Linked DNA regions of Mus musculus: region 1 is linked to region 2. The links are chromatin contacts, found by Hi-C or POLR2A ChIA-PET in ENCODE. All regions are on one chromosome and are shown on one strand. The core of a region is the stretch at or near the end of the contact, and the rest is flanking DNA. Distances in the headings are between cores, read along the strand shown.

What was found. A loop is a pair of places that touch in the nucleus more often than their neighbours do. ChIA-PET counts read pairs that join two places held with the same protein, here RNA polymerase II (POLR2A).
Region 1: a loop to region 2 is called in a map of heart, with 2.0 times the contacts of the local background. The contact joins two enhancer-like sites. A Hi-C loop is called at or near these places in 2 of 37 maps with a recorded cell type or tissue (both heart). POLR2A ChIA-PET finds 5 or more read pairs at or near these places in 1 of 5 experiments (embryonic stem cell).

The regions. Positions count from the first base shown.
Region 1 is chr2:59,839,510-59,843,418 of GRCm38, reverse strand. It overlaps Tanc1 (tetratricopeptide repeat, ankyrin repeat and coiled-coil containing 1), which reads right to left. Exons shown (of 27, transcript NM_198294.3): 25 at 2,334-2,480; 26 at 1,309-1,409; 27 at 1-724. Among named protein-coding and RNA genes, the nearest start is that of Wdsub1, 41 kb to the left of the region's middle. Within about 2 kb of position 1,683, at least 1 of the 3 ENCODE cell types and tissues checked has a DNase peak (open chromatin) inside an H3K27ac peak, as active enhancers do; it is heart, where a contact is called at or near this core.
Region 2 is chr2:59,797,796-59,801,443 of GRCm38, reverse strand. Tanc1 (tetratricopeptide repeat, ankyrin repeat and coiled-coil containing 1) reads right to left here. Exons shown (of 27, transcript NM_198294.3): 14 at 1,266-1,873. Among named protein-coding and RNA genes, the nearest start is that of Wdsub1, 83 kb to the left of the region's middle. Within about 2 kb of position 1,608, at least 1 of the 3 ENCODE cell types and tissues checked has a DNase peak (open chromatin) inside an H3K27ac peak, as active enhancers do; it is heart, where a contact is called at or near this core.

The sequences.
Region 1 (3,909 bases), core at 434-2,933, 42 kb before region 2:
TTTGACTTTGCTCGGTAGAGGATACGCAGTGCCGCTCTCACTGCGCTGCAGCTGGAGGCTCTGGCTGGCGCCCAGCCGATCCCCGAAGTGGCCACAACCAGTTCCTGCAGTGAAGGGACCGGTTCCCTCTAAATGCTGGTTTCTGCTCACGGCAGGGGCTGCAGATACTCTACCCGGCATCGGACTCGGGGGAGGGTTCTGAGAAGAAACTTGTATTTTTGTGCTACTGTTTCTCATGCTAGATTGCCCGGAACCCAGATGTTGGTTGGTCTTCACTATCTGTGCCTGTTTGGTAGGCTGCATAACCAAGCCTGACTGGGCTACAGTCTCTCTCAGGGACTTGCTGATTCCTGCCCTGCTCTGTGGGGATGCTGACCTGCCTTTGGACTGTAATCCCTCTTGAAGGTTGCGGATGTATGGGGAAGGGACAGACGGTGGTGGCTGGGATCTGGGAGTCGGGGAAATGGACTCTTCCTGTGAAGAGGTGTCTTCCTCTTCCGCCTCCTCAATGGGGAAGTGGTCCTTTAAACTAGAGGCTGGCGCATCCTCCTCATTATCCGAGTCATTGGCTGGAGCTGGTGGGGGACCCTGCTGCTTTTGCTGCTGGTTCCTCTGGAGTTGCTTGCACTCTTCTTCAACACGGGCCAGGAGCCTCTTGATTTCCTGATTGTTGGGACAGAGTTTCACAGCCTCTTGCAGGTCAGCCAGAGCTGCCAGGAACTGCCTTCATATGAAAGTATAAGATAAGATTAGAGGACACATCTGAGCAGGCTCTGGGTGCACTGTCCTTAAGCTAGCTGTCCTCAAAGGGAAAGGGGGGAGGTCCAGGGACTTGCTGGGTAAGTCCTGGTTGGCCCAGAGTTGCTGAGCCAACAGAACAGTGCTGTACTCTAACCCAGGGCTTGGTGACTCTGGGCCTCTGATCTATCTATAAAGACACCAGGGCAGAGGGTGCCAGAATCCTGTCCCTCTAAGCACTGGTTTCTGCTTGAGGCCCTCTCTGGCCCTCCTCATGTCCCTTTCTAACTCTTCTGCTCCTCTGTCACCCCTCTTTGTCTGTCTCATATGAGACAAGAGCTCAGAGGGTGTTCTGGTACGGTGGGCAAGATACCAGAATGTCAAGAAAATGAACGTTAGCCGCTAAAAGTAACGCCCATGGCCGTGCCTCTTGGAAGCCACTGGATTTTATTGAAAGGAAGGAGAAGTGTGTAATAACTCTGATGAAGGGAAACACCCTCAAACTCAACTAGCAGGTTTGACCTCCCAGAGAAATGCCCCAGTAGTCACGTGGGTGACCCCAGACAGTACCTGCTGTTCCTTTTTGCTCTCGCCCGGGCATAAAAGGCTTCGTAGGATTTGGGTTTCAATTCCAGAGCCTTTGAAGCAAATTCTTCTGCCAAACCAAAGTCCTGGTAGCAACAGTTGAAAAGTCAGAAGCAGCGCTGAGAGAAAGGGCTGTCTTCTAAGAGCGCTGCCCTAAGGGTAGCAGAGCATGGGGACCCTGCGGGGTCCTGGGGGCAGGGCAGGCACATTCCCTTACCCGACTCCCCCACACTTGTTTAAGATACATAATCAGAGCTTATGACTATCCTTAAGCACCCAGTTCAGAAGCAGCAATTATGGCTCAGGAGAAAGCAGCACAGCTGCACACAGAAGGCCCTGGGGCTAGGAGCAGGGCTGGGGTAGGGGTGGGGCTGGGAGCAGGCTGGGGGTGGGGCTAGGGCTACGAGTGGGGCTGGGGGCGGGGCTGGGGTAGGGGTGGGGCTGGGAGCAGGTTGGGGGTGGGGCTAGGGCTAGGAGTGGGGCTGGGAGGGGCTGGGAGCGGGCTAGGGGTGGGGCTAAGGGTAGGGGTGGAGCTGGGGGTGGGACAGGGAGTGGGGCGAAGTTCAAAACATCAGTAGGAAGAACTACAAAATGTCTACTACTAACAAAGTACAAGTTGACCACTACTGGTTGTAAACTGGGAGTATTTACTAAGCAAACCCAAGGACCACAAGACAGGTCAACTGTGTGGACACTTGTCTTGGACTTTTCTTGAATGTGGAAAGGAAGCGTCCTCGACTGTTGAAAACCCTGGCAGACCCAGCTGGCGGGGACCGGACACAGCTGGCCTTTGCTGCTTTTGCTGAAGCAAAGGAAACGCAACCTAAGCACATTCTATCAACCCGAGTGCTTTCCATCAGCATCTGGTGAGGTGGACAGTGGCTGTGACCTATGAGAGGTCCCTGAGAGCAGCAGCCCCCACAGCACCTCAGTCAGTCGCCAGACTGGGTCGAGGGCCTGGCCCTCACCTACTGCCAAAGAACTGGGACAGACAACAGCTCCCAGCTTACGTTTGTTTTCCTTCGGCATCGCGACAGATTGAGATAGAGGGAGACTCTCAGTTCATTGAACGGCCTCATGTCTTCTCCGAGTCCTTCCCGAGGGAACTTCCGCAAGGCATACTGGTACCTCTGGGCTGCCTCCTTCATCTTCCCTTTCTACGAATCAAAAATCACACAAAGTTATTCTTTCCCAGGGGGCTCTAAGATGAACCACCATTCTGAAGGCCATCCCTGTAAAAATCTTCACAGTGCATGAAAAGGACCCGGATGGCTAGGTGTCTTTTTAGTAGGACCCAGGCCACTGAGCAGTCTGAACGATCTCAGACTACATCGCCCTCACAGGTTGTCACACAGCAAGGAAAAAGATGGCTCAGCAAGAAGGTATTTGCGAACTGCAAAAAAAAATCACTAAGTCTCCACCTTCTGCATCCAGTTATCTTATCACATCTAATTTCACTGTTATTTCAAGAACCATGTTTCTCTGAAATACATTTTAATTTCAAGTATAATAGACACTGGATTGAAAAAAAAATGTTGTAGTTTCTAAGGCAGCCAGAACCTCATGGATAAACCTGCAGCTTGACGTAGAATAGTAATTTTTCTTTTAGAAGCACCGAAGAATTGGCTTTACAAATGAGAGCCACACACAGCACACCACTCTCAAGGCCAAAGGAATCCATTTGCTCTGTCAGCCTCCTTGCACAGCAGGAACTGCTGCCTGCTGGAAACGGCTTAATATTTCTGACATAATTACCTAGCAGAATCCATATTAAAACCACTTCAAAGCCACAACAGAATACACCCTGAACTCAATTTCCAACCGACTTCAAGCCAGGAACCCTGCTGGGTCATGCTATATGCCTAGTTATTTGTTACTATGAAAAAAAAAACCAACAACAAAAAAGAAACAAGAGCATAGCAAATAAATCTCCCCAGGAGTGAAAAGGATTAAAGCAGTCATAAGCTTGGGTCCCTCCCCCATACTCTTAATTCTACCTAATTACAGGTTCTTGAAAGAATAGTCATCTATGCAAATGACCTACCCAGCTACCTAACCCAGGTGTGGCCACCCACCACTCACAGGCGTGTATTTACAGTTTTCCTGGGGCACAGCCACACTCCCTTGCCTGTGCATCTATAACCCATGACTACCTCTGAACCAGCAGTGAGCAGGCTAGCCTGCACATACCTCAGAGCCTGAAGCACACACTACCCACCATGGAGATAAACTGGCAGCTCTTTGGAGAAAATTTAAAGTCAAATGTATGAAGTTGTGGGTCTTATTTCCATTTTGGGGGGACCGTGGAAGAACTGGAAAAAATGAACTATCTCTTGAGTGAGAATTTATTACTTGTCTATATTAAGTAAAAAATATCAGTAAAAATACTTAAAATGTCCACATTTGTAGAATTAAGATCTGAAAGGTAAAAGGTTGGGGGGGGGTCATGGTGACATTGGATGGTTTTAATTTTCTTTTTAAAGATTTATTTATTTTGTATACATTTGTATGAGGTAGGCACACACATGCCACAGAATAGTGTAGAATTCTGAGGACAACTTATAAGACTCAGTGCCCTCCTTCTAC
Region 2 (3,648 bases), core at 359-2,858:
ATAAATAAATCTTTAAAAGAAAAGAGTATAAAACTGAACACATCTTTCACCACTTTAAAAAAAAAAAACTGGCTCAAAAGTAAAGACTTATGATGTAAGACTAAGCTGCAGAGTATAAGGAAAACAGGCAAACCTTGACGGCGTTAGAATGAACAAGGACTGCCCGGAAGAAGACTTCGAAATGGTTGGAAACAAAAGAAAACAGAAGTCGTACTGAGGAGAGCGAAGTCAGCGCAGGGACAGCCTATGAAATGGGTACATGCACGAGACGCTATCCTGAGGTCCTGGTGACTACTGTGTGTCTGTGGTTACTATTCCTGAAGCAGCCACCACACTCAGATATGCTTTGTGCTGAACTGTCACCTCCGTTTAAAATGCAGCGTCATTGATGACTACCCTCCAGCTACTTCCTGCTCTAACACCAGCCGTCCACACCCTGTGAGTCTCTCTCTCTCTTTCTCTCTACAAACCCAAACTGCAGCTCACCTTGCTCAGAAATGATCTCTGTAACTCGGTGAGCAATGTCATCACTCTCACTTTGGCACCTCTGGTGATCTGCTTTGAGTAGCCAACCTGTAGCTAAACCAGGTCTGAACGATAATAAACCCTGAGTCCAGTGTTACCTAAAGAAAGTGCACCACAGGCCTGCACTATACCCATCACTACAGGCCGGGAGGGTGGTGGCCACGTGGCCTCCCAGGTACTCACTGGCCACTTCGTATCCAGACCCAATCATCTGGCCCGGTGCCCACCAAAGTCCTGAGGAGACGGTCCAGCAGCTTGCCAGCCCATCACTAGAATAGGAGGCAAACCTGACCCAAAGAGCTGCTCAAGAGGGCAAAGATGCAGGCTAGACAGACAGAGGGCTTGAGAATGGCGGAGGCCAAAGGCACGAGCCTCTTGACCTCTCACCTACCTTGTACTAGGAGGCAAGCAAGCTTGTCTCCCACCTTCCTGTGGTTTGAGTTGTGAGAACTGTACCCTGCCTGGCCTTGTCTGTGAGGAGACAGCTAACTGGATTATAGGGCTCCCCTTTCTCCTCACACATCTGTGCTAAATGGCCAAGGGATAAGGTGCTATATGGCCAAGGGTAGTCAGGAAATGGTAGGGGATTAAGGATCTAAGACAGACACATTCCCCACACCCACCCCTTCCCTGGTCACAGGCAAGCTTGCTATTCCCTAAAGCAGAGACATATTACCCACGTATGGCCCTGCCATACTGGTGGGAGGAGTCAGGTCAAAGGAGGGAAGCGCCTGCCATACCTGGGCTCACACAGGAAGGCTGTGCTTTCGCCATCCGCTCTCCACACCAGCCACTCTCTGAAGGACGGGTGGCAGAACATGCGGGTTTTGTCCCTCCTCTTAATGAGGAAGCAAGAGAGGGCCTCCATCCTCTGCTGGAAGTCCTCCCAGCCCTGCTCGCCTTGGATGTGGCCGGCGTTGATAGCCTGAAATATCTGCTCATCCGTCATGGGGTGGAGGGACGCAAGAGCCACGTTCAAAATGGGAAGGGCCCGGTCAAAGGCAGACTGGGTCATGAACTTCATGTTACACTGCAGCAGATAGAGCTCGGACAGAGACACAGGCACCACCTTGTAGCTGGCACTCTTTATGACCAGGTGGCCCCGCTGGAAGAGGTCCAGCGTGAGCTTGAGGTACAGGTAGGAACCGAGGCTCCGCAGCACCAGATGGCTGCTGACTTTGCTGATGAGGGCGGCGTCGGCCTTGCCATTCAGGGAGATGTTGCTGAGGATGTCCTGGCTGCTGTGGACCCTGTGCTGGACGTAGGCGTGCAGGTCACTGTGAATGTCCTTGTTGTCTGGAAAGTCGTCTAGGGAAAGCTTGACAAATGGCAGTGCACTGATGATTTCCTAGGGGGGGGGCGGGAAACAAAACCTCGCAGTGTTAGTCCGCAGAGTTTCCCCTTTCCCTTTAAAGCAGGCTCGCTCGTTCCCTTTCAAGGAGGATTTTCATGGATTACGGGGACTCGCTGTTTTGTATTAAAACATGTAACAGGATGAGGTACAGATAAAAAGCTTAAGTGAAAGAAATCCCGATGCGAGATAGGATCTCCCCCAAAGCCCCCCCTGAGGACTCTGAGCCAAGTGAGCAAGGGAAAGGGGCCCAAGGAGACAGCAGCAACCAGGCCACACCAACAAAGGGGCAGCGAGACCCTGCAGGTGACCCGATGCCCATAACCCCTGAGCAGCTGGTTCCAGAACAAGGGTAGACACAAACCGTCACTGCACATCTAAGAGCACAGCCAGACACTGAGACAAGAAGTGCCCTCTCTGCGCCAGACACCAGGGCTGTGTAACCCTACCAGGAAACAGGAGACTTCCCGTTCCCCCGGTGTCCCCGGACACCAGGCAGCAAAAATCACTGCCTGCTCCAGTACGGCATGTTCTCATCTTAAAAGAATTTTAAGCATTCTTTTTAAAACAAATTATTTTGTTTTGTCTGCATGTCTGTGTCCCAAATGCATGCCTGGTACCCACGACAAGGGTGTTGGATGCCAGGGAAGTAGAGTTACGGTGGTTGTGAGCCGCCATACGGGTGCTAGAAATTGAACCCAAGTACTACAAAAGAGCAGCCCATGTTCTTCATCACCAAGCCATCTCTCCAGCCCCAAGCAAACTGTTGGTTGACTCTGACTTGCACAGGGTCACGGACGTGAGGGTCATCCCAGATAAGGTCCTAACCCCAAGAAACAATTTAACTTCTCACTAACATTTCTGAAGCCCATGCCCTTGAAGGTAGTAATGGCAGGAAAACAAACGGTAGTGAGCAGCCGCTTCCATTTTGCACGGAAGCTAACCTTAGCACTACAGCAGAGGGATACAGGAACCAGTTCAAGTTTTAGCCCAGCTGCTAGGTTATGCTTAATGAGGGAAATACGACTGAAAATGGATGACCCAAAGGGTCATAAAAATAAGCGTGCCATTTAAATGTAAGGTTTAATCGCAAGTTTTGTTTTTTTTTTTTAAATTAGGTATTTTCTTCATTTACATTTCCAGTGCTATCCCAAAAGCCCCCTATACCCTCCCCTCCCCTCCCCACCCACTTCTTGGCCCTGGTGTTCCCCTGTACTGAGGCATATAAAGTTTGCACCACCAATGGGCCTCTCTTTCCACTGATGGCTGACTAGGCCATCTTCTGATACATATGCAGCTAGAGACACAAGCCGGGGGTGGGGTGGGGGGTGGGTAACTGGTTAGTTCATATTGTTGTTCCACCTATAGGGTTGCAGATCCCTTTAGCTCCTTGGGTACTTTCTCTAGCTCCTCCATTGGGATAATCACAAGTTTTAATAAGAAAAAAAAAATGAGCATGACCACCCAGTTCCATGAAATGAAACAAGTCATAGCTATAACAAGCTGTCCCCACACCTAGAAGCTCCAGTAGATTGCTTGGCCAGAAACCTCGGCCAGCGCACACCTCACTACAGTAAGCCAGGCTTACACACTGTCATTTCAGAAGGACAGGGACAGCTCAATGCTGCTAGGATGCTTAGCTGACACTGTGACCGTCCTTGTCCCTACGGGACTCTCTGGACTACTTTTTCAAAGTCTCGATATTGGTTTTCAATTCAGTAGCCAAACGGACTTTAACTCTAGGCCAAAAGCGCTTGCCGCTGGATACTTCG